2 separate regions of the Homo sapiens genome follow, and region 1 is linked to region 2. A link is a contact called in ENCODE Hi-C or POLR2A ChIA-PET data. All regions are on one chromosome and are shown on one strand. Each heading gives the region's core, a stretch centred on a gene start or an enhancer-like site at or near the end of the contact. The rest is flanking DNA. Distances are from core to core; before and after follow the strand shown. Region 1 holds the start of CTIF (cap binding complex dependent translation initiation factor). Region 2 has its middle 80 kb from the start of SMAD2.

Region 1 (6,381 bases), core at 3,882-6,381, 530 kb before region 2:
CTTCTCCCTACCAGTAGTTTTGTCCTTACTTGAGTCAGTTGAGAATCAAATGAAATCTGTAGATTCTCTTCCTAGAAAAGTACACACGCATCCCAGCTTTGCAAACACTTCCAAAAGGTTCCTGAGGACCCTGCCTCAGGGCCAGAAAGCCACAGACCAAGCTTAAGAGCACTGTAGGACACCAAGACACCCTATATTTCCCAAATACAGACCTTCATTTGCTCATGAATGCCAAAGATGAAGATAAGGCAGGAAGGGCCAGTTGTGAAGGAAAGAGAAGTCAAATGAATTTCAGAGCCCTTCCCAGAACCAGAAGACAGGAGAGAAGAAGATAAAGAGTTCTCACTCTTTGGGAAGAACCTAACTTTTTTCCAGAAAGCATTACGGTACATAGAAAGAAGATTGGATGAAATCTCAAATTCCAGGATTTTTTACCCACTCTGCTAAGGGCTCACCATGACCTTAGGCAAGTCATTCCACTTCCCTAGGCTTCAGGTCTTCACGTGAAGATCAGATCATCTTCAAAGTCCTCCCCAGCTCTGGGTGCCGGAGATCCAAGGATGTGTCTGTTCTCACCCCGTTGTGAACCACAGCTCTGGCCTTAATTCCAAAGTCAGAGGCATGCTGAGAGCACGGTGCTAACACAGGGAGAAGGCCACCATTATAGCAAGGTTCTAAATTAAACCGCACACAGCGGGAGGCAGGGGCAAAAGAAAACCCAAACCTGAAAGGAAGCAGCTGAGCTCAGGGTGCCGGTGAGTCAGCAGTGAGGCCCAGAGGTAGACGCCCCCTCCCCCTGCCAAGCCAAGGACATCAAATGGGGCTGTGTTATCAGGTAAGTTATGCAGAAATGCCACCACGTGTGGAGAATTCTCAGAAACTGCAATTTGCCTGCATGTTTGTACCTCCTGTTCTCTATCTGGGCTCAGGATTCTCTCTCCAACCTAACCACCCATCTCCTGCCTCCTCCTTCATGACCTGAGCTGCAAACAACATAACCTTAAAACAAGGGCAATGGAGCCCAAAACAGAAATGAAATTAGAGGACAATATCTGGGACCAGACGGTGAGTTTGGGATTAGATAAAAAGCAGACTTGTATTAACACACCTACACAGACCTGTAAGGCAGAAACTCCTACACCCAGGCAGGGCCTGAGTGAGACCTTGACCAAAGCCACAGCCTGTCCCTGAGTCACAGCACATCTGAGCTGGGGCGGGACCACGGAGAACATCTCCTTAGCTCCGTGTCGCCAGAAACCTGTTGGTTGGCTTCAGGGTAATTTCCATCAGCTGCCTAACTTCCACAGAAGAACATACCTCTGGGCCCTCCCGGGAGGTTGCAAACAGCCTGAAGTTCAGGGTAACAAGGCTATCAAGGTGTTTTTTCCCCATCGCTTCCTTCTGCATTTGCTCTAGAATAAGAACTGGCATCTTGGGCCCCTTGAAACCAACATATGTGAAACTAAGTTCCAGGGTGACTGCTCTAAAATATTTATGATTTGTTCCCTCCTGTAGGCTGTGTTATTGCATTGCAACTTAACTATCTCTGCTCTACTATCTTTGTAGAGAAGCAGAGTATCTGGCCTAAGTGAGGCTGGTGCTTCATAAACATTTGCTGGACTTAATTAACATTTGTTAAGTTTTCTTTGTATGCACTTCTAGATACACAAACATGTAGGTGCCCAGTACATATTGAGTGAATGGTTAATTAATTGATTAGTTGGCTAAACTTAATAACCCTCCAGGCTGTCTGACAGCCTTCACATGCATGAATTCTGAGAAATCCATGCAGGCATGTATAAGTTCTTTGCTCCTTGAATTCAATAAAGACTCAATGAACACAGCCATACAAACACAGGTAAGTGTTACATGAACAGGCATACCATATACATTTATTATATGCACATATGATTCTGGTAGAAACTGGATGTATCACAGCTGCTATCCATTCACCAACAGCAAATTATTAAATGCGTGGTAATAACAGCAATGCAGACTTCCGTTCTTTAGTGGCTGCTCTCATTAGGAATGGTTAACAAATCAAGAGTGTTTTGAGAAAGAATATGTGTCAGCATAATATACTCTATTTTTTAGCTTCAGTATTTCCTGAGGTGTCAAGAATCCATACTCAGAAAAAAAGTGGCCACTATTAATTAAATGCCATAAGCTGAGAAAAGGGGGAATGTGGCCCTTCCCCCACCCAGAGGCCTTATGCAAGCCACATTTTTGAGCCTCAGTGTGTTCATCCGTAAAATGGGGCTAATACTCTCCTACCTCACAGGACCCTCTTAATAAATGCTATGATATCTGGCGGGGGAGGGGGGAGGTTCTGGGGGAAGAAAACCTGCCCTGTAAGGTCATACAAACATATTATTATTCTAGCAAGCTGTTAATCACTGATGACACTGTGCCCTAGAATGTGTTACAAAATTGCTGCCTCTGAGCATCCATTATCCAGGACAGATACTTGACACAGATGAGGTGATCTGTGTGTAAATCGAATCCTGTGTCAAACACTCAGGAGTTTCCCCAGACAACCTGAGCGTGTCCTGGCCATCCTCTAGCGTCTGTTCGGTGCATTCTGTTCACGTATAATTGGGTTTTCTTGAAAGCCAGGCCATCTCCTCGCGCAGCCCGAGCCTGCTAGGAGCCTGGATTCCTGAGGTTTTCAGCCCAGATCGGGCCCTGGGCAGGAGGAACTGGGAACGGACAGCCGGCGGCCCCTCCCTGCGCTCTGGGCGGCTCCTTCCTCTCGGCCCTGGCTCCAGCAGCGGCGGCGCTCTCTCGCGCTGTGTCACTTTCGCCCTACGGAGGCTCTAGCCGCGGCCGAGCCGGCGGCTCCAGCGGCTTCCTCCTTGGTCGCGCGGGCCCCTGGACTGGGGGATAATCCTCGGGCCGCAGAGACACAGCGCCGGGCGGGCGGCGGCCTGGGCCGGGCTGGGGCGCGCTGGGCTTGGGCTCCCACTGTCCCCAGACTGAAGAGCCGGGGCTGCGGTTGGCAGTCGCTGACTCTCTCCCCGGTCTGCGAAGGCAGCGGCGGCGAGCGCGGGCACGCACACCCATAGAACGCCTCGGTGCGGGGTCACCCCAGCGTGGACTGGGGGCGGCGCAGCCAAACCAACCCCCCGCGCCGCCGGGTGGACCCCCAGTCTGCCGGGTCACGGGGCGTCGCGGACGCGGAGGGAGGGGCTGTGTGACTCCGGCCGCACAGCGGACCTGGGACTCCTGCACCGAAGACCAGCACACGCGACCCTACGGTCTTCCCCGGCCCACAGCCGCACGGTCCCCTCTCCAAGTAACTCGGGCGCGCGCGCGCGGGGACACACGACCCCGACTTAGACAAGGAGGGGGCTGGCGGGACAGGTCGCGCGGAGGATCGGGGCCCACGCTTGTCCCCACTACGCCGCGGTCTGCGGTCCCCGCCCCCCACACACACCGGAGCCGTGTGTACACACAAACAGCCGGGCGGGGGAGGCGACGCCTCACTCCTCGGGGTGGAGACGCACGCGGCGCCGCCAGTCAGCCCTCCCCTCTACACGCCGCACACCCCGCGGTGCTCACACCCCCCAGCCCCAACCCTGAAAACTCCGCGGAACCAAACAGAGCCAACGCCGCCCAGATAACGGGCTCGGACCACCCCCCTCCCGATTGTCTTTTACCATCAATAGAGAAACACTCGGCTCAGGCGCGCGGTGTCCCGGACGCCCCCTCCGGCCACATCCAGGCACCGGCACGCGGCCCTCCGAGGCCCCAGACCTTCGCCGCAGCCCAAGCCATCGCCCCCCCGCCCGCCCTCCCCCATGACCGGCGCCCGGGACAGTTACCTGCTCGTCGTCCTGATGAACCCGAGCCGGAGCCCACCCCACGGCCTCTCGGGTCACTCGCCACCCAGAGGTGGCTTTTCAGAGCCTGTCAAGTGAACCCCTCTCCGCCGGGCGTATCTATTCCCCAGGCCCGATTGCACCGCAGCGACAGGAATAATAAAAAAAGCCAACAGAACCACAACCGTTGGGAATAACCAAAGGGGAGACCGCAACGGGTCCACCGATTTGGTTTCTTCCTCTGCTCCCATCCCCCGCTCCCCCCGCGGCCCGCGGGCTCACCGGGGACGCAGGGAGGGGGCTGCGCCCTGTCTAGACGACAGCCATCCACAGACATCCCCGAGCCCGCGGGGACGGGCGCGCACACTCACACACGCCCGCTGCCACAGACACAATCAGTCACCGGGGAAGGGAGGGGCGGCGTGGCGACACACTCTCGGGGTCCCTCCCGCAGCCCCGAGTGCCGCAGCCCCCGGCCCCCAAACGCCACCCCGAGACGGGCTCCCTACCTCGGCGGAGCGCGGTCTGAACAGCTGCAAGTTTGGCTGATACTAAACCAACTGCTCGATGCAGCAAATGCGGGCTTCAAAACAAAAGGGAGAGGAATCGCGCTCGCTCTTTTCCTCCTCCCAGGTCGGAACCCGGCACATGACAGCGGCTACACCGCGCAGCTCCAAAGCGAGCCGGGCTCCAGCCGTGCGTCCCCCAAGAGCCCCCCTTGGCGCCGGAGCTCCAGGGCCACGACACCCCGCGGGGCGGGGAACCCGGCAGGGAATGGGACAAACCCAGGGAGGGGGCGACACTGTGGAGTGCAGTTCCCCACCGAGGGGGAGGAGGGGATGGTAGATGGGTGCGGACACCCCGCTGGCCCAGGAGCAGGGATGGGGGGAAGGGGGCTGATTGTTTGGGGCGGTTTTCCCGGATTTATCTATAAGCACGCCCACGTCACGCAGCCCTCCTCCCGGGTCCCCGAATCGATCAGCAAGCTGAGATGACTATAAGAGGAGGACGGGCGAGGAGATGCTCACCTCGGGGTTCCTCTGGCCGCCGCGCCAAGCCCGAGTCGGGGGTGGGGGAAGGGGGCAGGGAAGGGGAAGGGAGGGACGAGGCTCCGGAGAGCCGACTCCTGCCTCGAGTTCGGAGCGTCCCAGCTGCGGAGGGGATCGGGCGCCCCAGCGCACAGACCCAGCAGAGAGGGGAGGGAGGGAGGGAAGGGAAACAGGGAGGGAGGGGCGGGTAGGGGGGAGGGAGTAGAGGAAGGAAAAAAAATGATCCCTGATCTGACACAGGGAAAGAGAATGTAGGAGAGTGACGTTCAGGCCCCGCCCTCCCCTCCGGCCACGTGCAAAGACTTGAAAGGAAAGAGGGCGGCTGGAGGCCTGCTGGGTAATGTAGTTCGCCTTTCTTTTCCAGGATGGCGGGCCCTGGAGAGCAGGGTGGCCCCAGGACGCTCGGGATGTCGCCTTAGCTGCCAAGACAGCCCAGTCTAGCGACGCCAAAACCCGCCGCCCAGCGACCCCACGGCGCTGGCGCAGCCCTGGGTGGGGGCCTCTGCGGTGGGAGAACTGGGGGCTTAGGCGCAGTCCAGGCTTACAGGGAAACGTTGGTTTTAGAGTCCGAAAGGCTTTAAGGATGAGAACGTCCGTGCCGAAAGTGCAAAGTCTGTGCTAATGGCAGATGAAAAGGAGCTTTGTGTATGCACTGGGGGGCCCAAGTGGCGTGATTAATGCTGCACTAAATGCCACCGTCGGTTATTGAGATGCATATGTTATAATTAACATTTGAGCATCTCTGTGTCGGGGGCTGGCTGTTGTAATTAGATACGCACTTTGCAACCAATTAATTTTCCTTCGGCCAAGCTAAGGGCTGGGACGGGGTGGTTGGGAGAATTCAACGTAGTGGATAATTCAGTAATGACTTAACCAGATCACCAATGTTTTGGTTAAAACTGAGCTTGGCACAGAGAGGCCTTCAGGAGAAATACTGAATAAAATACTGTATGCCCCAACAGGGAAGGGGGCTAGAAATTCATTAGAGGAACTGTGTGATGCAGTATAAACTGCTGTAGAAACCCATTTATTCATTAGTTTATATTCACATTTAGTGAGCACTTTCCACAGACCAGGTGTGTCTAGGAATGCCAAAACAGGTAAGACTCACAGTCTCTGCGCTCAAGGAGCTCAGTCCAGTATTAGGGACTACAGTCAATGAAAGTATTATACAAGGGATAAGTCAGCGCTTAACACAAAGTGCTGTGAAATTCCCCCCACCACACAACCTGGAGCAGCCAACTGGATGGAGGGTGGGTGGGGTCTGGGAGAGGGTCAGGAAGACTTCCTGGAGGAAGTGATACTTGAGCAAAGAATTTCTAAGTTTTTTTTTCTTTTTTTTTTTTTTTGGAGACTGAGTCTCTCTTTGTTGCCCTGGCTGGAGTGCAGTGGCGTGATCTTGGCTCACTGCAAGCTCTGCCTCCCTGGTTCATGCCATTCTCCTGCCTCAGCCTCCCAAGTAGCTGGGACTTCAGGCGCCCGCCACCACACCTGGCCAATTTTTTTTTTTT
Region 2 (6,786 bases), core at 4,025-6,524:
AGCTCCTACAAGAGAATACTTTCATGGCCTTGGTGTAGGGAAAGGTTTTTAAAACTTTCCGGTAAATGCTTCAACCATGGAGGAAAAGATAGATTAACTGAACTGTATTAAAATGAGAAACTTCTGTTGATCAAAAGACATCATTAAGAAAGTGATGTCATGGAGCAGAAGAGAAGAAAGAGAAGTAAAAGAGAAGGCCACGGAGCAGAAGATGTTTACTACACCCAAAAGAGACAAAGGGCTTGTATCCAGAACGTTAAAATAACATTCCTAATCCCATTAGGAAACTGAATGAGAGTCTTGAACAGGCACCACACAAAAGAGAATACCAAGATGGCCAATAAACAGGAAAAAGTGGTCAACTATTTCAGTCATCAGAGTAACACAAATGAAAACCACAATGAAATGACACTACGCCAACACCAGAATAGCTAAAAATTTTAAAGCTGACAATACTAAGTGTTCAAAACAGTATGGAGCAATTGCAACTTTCACAGACTGTTGACGAGAACATAAATCAATACAATCACTTTGGAAAACTGTTTGTCAGTACCAACTGATGTCAAACATATGTGAACCTTGTGACCCCACAATTCTACTCCTAGCTATATGCCCAAGAGAAATATATCCATATGATCATCAAAATACAATTATAGAAATATTTATAAGCAGCATTATTCATAATCGCCAAAAACTGGAAACAGTGCAATGGCAAAATAGATGCATAAATGGTGATAAGTATAAGAGGGGAAGAAAGAATGGAAGGAAGGAAGGAAGGAGGGAAGGAAGGAAGGAGGGAAGGAAGGAGGGAAGGAAGGAGGGAAGGAGGGAAGGAAGGAGGGAAGGAAGGAAGGGAGGAAGGGAGGGAGGGAGGGAGGGAGGGAGGGAAAGGGCTAGAGGGTGGAAGATAGGGAGAGAAACAAGTAAATAAGCTAGCTCTTTCCTAGAAAATAATTTCACCAACGTTTCTGTGACATTCAAGAAAACAACTGGGACTTGGAAACAATTAAAAATAAATAAACAAAAGTATGCCACTAGACTCTAAAGTCAGTGGTGTGGGAAGCAGAGGTTATCAGTGTTCAGAGGAGAGAAGACTCCCACAGAATAGGGCTGTCAGGAATGAGCTCAGGGAGGAAGGGGCTCAGAGGGCCCAGGATCCTGAGAGGGGTTTAGTAAGGTGGGTACTGAGCCCCGCAGATTCCAATTCTAACATTATAGGAAGTCTCCTTCTCTCCATACCCATGCTCCTGCCCCAATCACACCCTTGTTAGCTAACCTGGACCATAGCAGAAACATTCCCCCTCTAGATTCCCAGCCTCTTCCCCACCTTGCGTCTGTAAACCTTGACTTCAATGGAAACCAGAGTGATATTTTCAAACTGTCACCCAGATGCTGTCACCTGCGTGCTTCCTCCCTGCCTACAGGAAACAGTTCAATCTCCTGGGGGCCAAAGCATTTCAGTGAGACATCTGCTCTTGCCTGGCAGCCCCCGCCCAGGCTCTTATTGGCCCCTGGCCTCCCCTCCTGCCTGCCAGACTGAAATTCCCTTCCCACTCTGCTCCATCTGCCGACATCGCCCCACATTTGAGGGCTCCATCCAGCAACACTTCCTGGGTAACCCCTTCCTGACCTCCCAAGGAATAGGGACAACTCCCTTCCTCCGATCCCCTTGGGGCCCCCTGCCTACACCTATGTGACCTGGTCACAAGCCTGTCTTCCCTACCAGACCTGGGCTCCATGGGATCATTCCAATTCCCTGCAGACTGACACAGGGTCTGGCCCCAAAGAAGAGCTCCATACACACTGAGTTAACAATCAATGCTATCTTGTACTTTCTAAGTACACTTTCCCCTTGCAAGTTGCTTTTATGCATGATTTCATTTGATTCTCAGAATAAACCCCCCAAATTATCTCCATTCACCAGGTGCAGAAGCTGAGGCTTAGATACATGGAGGGTGTGGTCCAGGCCCATCTGGGAGTGTGTACAAGAACTCCCACCTGCCCAGAACATTGCCCTGAGGACAGTGGCTTCTCTCTTCCAGGTAGCTCCTTTAAAAGCCACTAGGATAGACTGGGACTCCAATTCTAAAGCAGTTCAGTGAGTCCTCCACAAAAGATTTCCAGAAGTCATTCCCAAACATTCACCTTGGCCTTTCCACCACATCCACCACCTCCTCCCTGAGCCAGCTCTTCCCCTTCCAGTGAGAGCTTCCCTCACTGCCCTGAGTGACCCCACTGATCTGCATGGGCCCAAGCTCGGGGCAATGGGCACCAACACCAAACCTGCAAGAAACCTACCCTCTGTGCCTCAATAGGCCATCTGCCCGGCTTCCATCAGATCCTGCCTGGCTTCCTTCATGACCTGGTCTGCAATGCTAACTATGGTGACGTGAAAGGAACATTTCAGCCAGGAAAGCAGGCTGCACAACCACAGTGCACTTTCACCCTGGCAGTGCAGGGATTTGCCGCTGTGTCCCTCCTGTCCCCCCATCTCTCCCCAAAACCTCTCCCCATACCCCTGACCTTCTTTAACCTTGGAAGGACCAAGATGGAGGCAGCAGCTGCAAGCTTACTTTCCTGTCCCCATCCTACCTCCCCACCTCCTCACACTATCTGTTGCCTCCCCAGCCTTCACCCAACACACCTGCATTCCAGAAGCTTCAATGGCAAAGTTTATTGTCAAACCACCCTGGTCTCCTACTGAGCGGAGCCAGCTCCTGACAAGGACCTTGTTCCCAGGACCCCTAGAAGCCAGAACCTTGCTGCAATTTCAGGATATTGAAACATGCAGCCAGGACAGCCTCAGCACAGAGGACTGAGGCCCCTGCCCAAGCCCCATACTTTTGAGGACTCCACTCGGGTCCTCCTCCTGCTGTCTCTCTCCCCACGGGTCAGGAGTCCACAAGGCAGGGTTGGCAGATAAAATACAGGATGCCCAATTAAATTTGAATTTCAGATAAACAAATAATTTGGGGGGTATAAGTATACATTTGGGACATACTACTATTAAAATATTATTTGTTGATTATTGATATGGTTTGGCTGTGTCCCCACCCAAATCTCATCTTGAATTCCCACATGTTGTGGGAGGGGCCTGGCTGGAGGTAATTGAATTATGGGGGCAGGATTTTGCGTGCTGTTCTTGTGAGAGCCAATAAGTGTCACCAGATCTGGTGGTTTTAAAAAGAAGAGTTCCCCTGTACAAACTCTGTCTCGTTGTCTGCTGCCATCCATGTAAGACATAACTTGCTCCTCCTTGCCTTCTGCCATGATTGTGAGGCTTCCCCAGCCATGTGGAGATGTAAGTCCATTAAACCTCTTTCTTTTGGAAATTCCCCTGTCTTGGGTATGTCTTATCAGCAATGTGAAAACAGACTAATGCAATTATCTAAAATTCAAATTTAAATGGGTGTCCTGTGTTTTAATTCAGCGGTCCCCAACTTTTTTTGGCACCATGGGCCAGTTTCACGGAAGACAATTTTTCCACAGACAGGGCACAGGTTTGGTTTCAGGATGAAACTGTTCCACCTCAGATCATCAAGCATTAGTTAGATCCTCATAAGGAGCAGGAAACCTAGATCCCTCGCATGCACAGTTCACAATAGGGTTCTCGCTCCTATGAAACTCTAATGCCTGATGATCTGACAGGAGGCAGAGCTCAGATAGTAATCCTCATCCACCTGCTGTTCACCTCCTGCTATGCAGCCCACTTCCTAACAGGCCATGGACCAGAATAGGTCCACGCCCAGGGGTTGGGGACTCCTGTTTTAATTTACTAAATCTGGTAACCCTAGCACAAAGTCAAGGGACATGCCCACCTGGAGCTCATGCCCTCCCTTTCGGATCATGCTTCAGGTACCCAGGGCCCTGCCCAAAGGTCCTGGGGCCCACATGGACGAAAATTATTATCTGAGCTCTGCCTCCCGTCAGGGGCCCACTTTAGGGCCTCTGCAGGTCCTCTTCCCGCAGCTGTCTGCTCTCACCAGTGTACACACTACCGGGCCTGAGGATTAGCCTGGGGGGTGTTTGGCTCTCGGGTGGGGATGGAGCTTGGGCTGCAGGCTGGGTGTCCATGCCTGCTCTGCAAGATCCTTACGGCGAAGTCAGAGCCTGGGCTAGGGAAAGGAAGGGGCAGACCACCGACCAGGGCTTCCATCTGTACTTCCGCCCAGCCTAGTAATGTTTCAGCAGGCCTGGCAGCAGGCACAAATGGCTCCTCCCAGAAGCCAAGCAAGGCAGTCCACACCTGTCACTCCTTACCCACTTCCCGCCTGCAGAAGTGTCCAGGTAGAGGAGTGGAGTCCCCTGAGGGAGCCTGTTTGCTGGCCAGGGTGGGACAGCGCTGTGGTCATGCCATTACTGGCTTCATTGTTCAGGAGAGTATCCCAGGCCAGGGTTGCAGGAAAACTGGTAGCCGATTGGAATTTAGTGGCTTTCCTATCAGGAAGCTGACAGGGCCCTGGCAACATCCCTGAGCCTCAGTGTCTTCAAGGGCAAAAGGGGAAGAGTTCCTACCTCTTGGATGGTTGTGAAAATTAGCATGATTCCATAAAACTATGGAGACAGTAAAAAGAGCAGGAGTTGCCAGGAGTTGGAAAGACGGAGGGTTGAATTTCTGGAGCAGTGAAAATGCTGTGTGATACCGGAATGACATGGCCTTACACATGTCATACCCATGGAGTGTACAGCACCAAGGGTGAACCCTAAAGAAAACTGTGGACTTTGGGTGACCCTGATGTGGCAGTGTAGGTTCACAATGGCAACCAATGCATGCCCTGGTCTGGAGGTCGAGAGTGGGGGAGGTTGTTCGGGGGTGGGTACAGGGGGGAAATGAAACTTTTTGTACTTTTGGCTCAATTTTATTGTGAATCTAAAATTGCTTGAAAAAAATAACGTCCATTAACTTTAAAAATGAGGTGTGGTAAAGAACGGACGAGTGCTTACACACAGTCATTCAACAGACATTTACTAAGTGCCTACGACGCGTCTGTATTTCTACAGGACCACTAAGCGTGAAGCAGGTAGAGTGAGACTTAGGACCCCGGGAGAAAAACCGCCCCTGGAGGGCGCGCCACGGGTGTGCGGTGTAGACGCGGGCGGGCCGGCGGCGGAGGAGGAGGTCCCGGCGCCGACCCCTGGAGCGGAGGCAGCAGCCGGGCGCAGCGAGACAAGTAGGCTGGGCTGGCCTGGCCGGCCAGGTGCGGGGAGGAGGCTCACAGACTGCGGCTAAGCCTGAGTCCGAGCCCAGCTGCGAGGCGGGGGCCGGGGCATGGGAGGAGGAGCGGGGAGGAGCCGGGAGGGGCGGGGGAGGTGGCCCGGGGGCGCGCCCCACCCCCAGCCCTGGCCCCCGCCCCCGGCCCAGCGCCCCCGCGTGGCCGCCGCTCGCAGTGCGCAGCGCAGGGAACAAAGCCCGCGGCGGGGCGGGGTCGGTTCGGCGGCTGGGTCCGGGCACCGGGATTCTGGGAAGCACCGACGCCCGAAACAAAAGCAGCTGTGCTTCTAGGCACGCTGTTGGAGATTATTCCGAGGAGCGCAAGCTGGGAGGGAATGAGGCGCTGTGACACCCCCTTCCCATTGGCAAAGGTTGCTTCCCCAGCCCCACAAAGCTCCATTCCGAGCGCTGGGCTGGCAGAGACCCGACTCCCGGCCGAGATGGACTGGAGAGGGGAAGAGCACAGGGCTAGGGAGCGGAAGCTTCGGGTCACTCTACAAAGTCCCGCAGAATGGTGCTTGCGGAGAGCACAGAGGGGATGGCCCCAGAAGCCCCACTCTCGGAGGCTGTGATGTGGACTGAAGTTAGTAGTGGGGCAGAAAAGCACATGGAGGAGCGTCCGGGCCCCCAGGCTCGCGGACCTGCAGTCAGCTGGAGAGGGTCAGAACAAGGGAGTCTCTCTGCTCTGAGACCCCTCAGCACCCCTCACTCTGCTGGGTCCCATGGTCCCTGCCATCTCCTGCCCGCAGAGGCTACCTTTACTCAGCACCACCCTCCTCATGGGCAGGGGAGGAGATGCCACTTTCCCCTATAAAACATCCCAGAGCTGCCTAAGGTGGCAAAGGAAGGAGACCCTGGTGAGGACAGGCCCTCAGTGCCACTCCTGCTCCAGTGCCCTGGCCCGAAGCTGAGCATGGACCTCAGCCTGAACCCAGGTGTTTGGCTGAAACCCGGCCGGAGCATCCACTAACACCTCAACGGGGGTCAAGAATGATGGGGGGAAACAGAGGCAGACCCTCCTGAATCCAGACCAAGCTTGTCCAACCCGCGGCCTCTGGCCGCGTGAGGCCCAGGATGGCTTTGAATGCGGCCCAACACAAATTCGTAAAATTTCTTCAAACAGTACGAATGTGTTTTTTTGTGATATTTAAAAAGTTACTCAGCTATCGTTAGTCTTAGTGTATCTTATATGTGGCCTAAGACAATTCTTCTTCCATTGGGACCCAGGGAAGCCAAAAGACTGGACACCCCTGATCTAGACCCTCTGCATTTGCAGACACTGCCTGTCTGGTCAGCTCCATGGGCCCATTTATCTTTGCGCCACAGCCCACTTCCCAGTGGGCCACAGCAGGTCCCCTTCCGCCTCCCAAGGCCAGTCCCAAGAAGGAGACGTCCAGAGAGTCTCCTAGGATTACCCACCTTTTTCCCAGAAACTGACACGCTGAGGGTGGCCTTGTAGAGTCCAGCAGGACACTCACTTCAGCCCAGGGAACACACGGAGTCGGCCAAATCAGTCAGGGATGTGGACTCATTCCTTCCACACAGTCCTTGGTGGTGGGGATCCGCTCTTCACC

Evidence for each region. A loop is a pair of places that touch in the nucleus more often than their neighbours do. ChIA-PET counts read pairs that join two places held with the same protein, here RNA polymerase II (POLR2A). Pooled maps may share reads with other maps.
Region 1: a map of endothelial cell of umbilical vein shows a loop between it and region 2 (4-fold over the local background). The contact joins the promoter of CTIF here to the enhancer-like site in region 2. A Hi-C loop is called at or near these places in 1 of 168 maps with a recorded cell type or tissue (endothelial cell of umbilical vein) and 4 of 50 pooled maps. POLR2A ChIA-PET finds 5 or more read pairs at or near these places in 2 of 52 experiments (AG04450 and endothelial cell of umbilical vein).

What each region holds. Positions count from the first base shown.
Region 1 is chr18:48,537,781-48,544,161 of GRCh38, reverse strand. It overlaps CTIF (cap binding complex dependent translation initiation factor), which reads right to left and starts at 5,131. Exons shown (of 12, transcript NM_014772.3): 1 at 4,850-5,131. RefSeq lists enhancers at 60-834, 835-1,611 and silencers at 2,766-3,245, 3,566-3,655, 4,086-4,445, 4,946-5,025.
Region 2 is chr18:48,006,904-48,013,689 of GRCh38, reverse strand. No RefSeq gene overlaps it. Among named protein-coding and RNA genes, the nearest start is that of SMAD2, 80 kb to the right of the region's middle. RefSeq lists silencers at 5,290-5,339, 5,350-5,459 and an enhancer at 5,135-6,048. Within about 2 kb of position 5,274, at least 14 of the 41 ENCODE cell types and tissues checked have a DNase peak (open chromatin) inside an H3K27ac peak, as active enhancers do.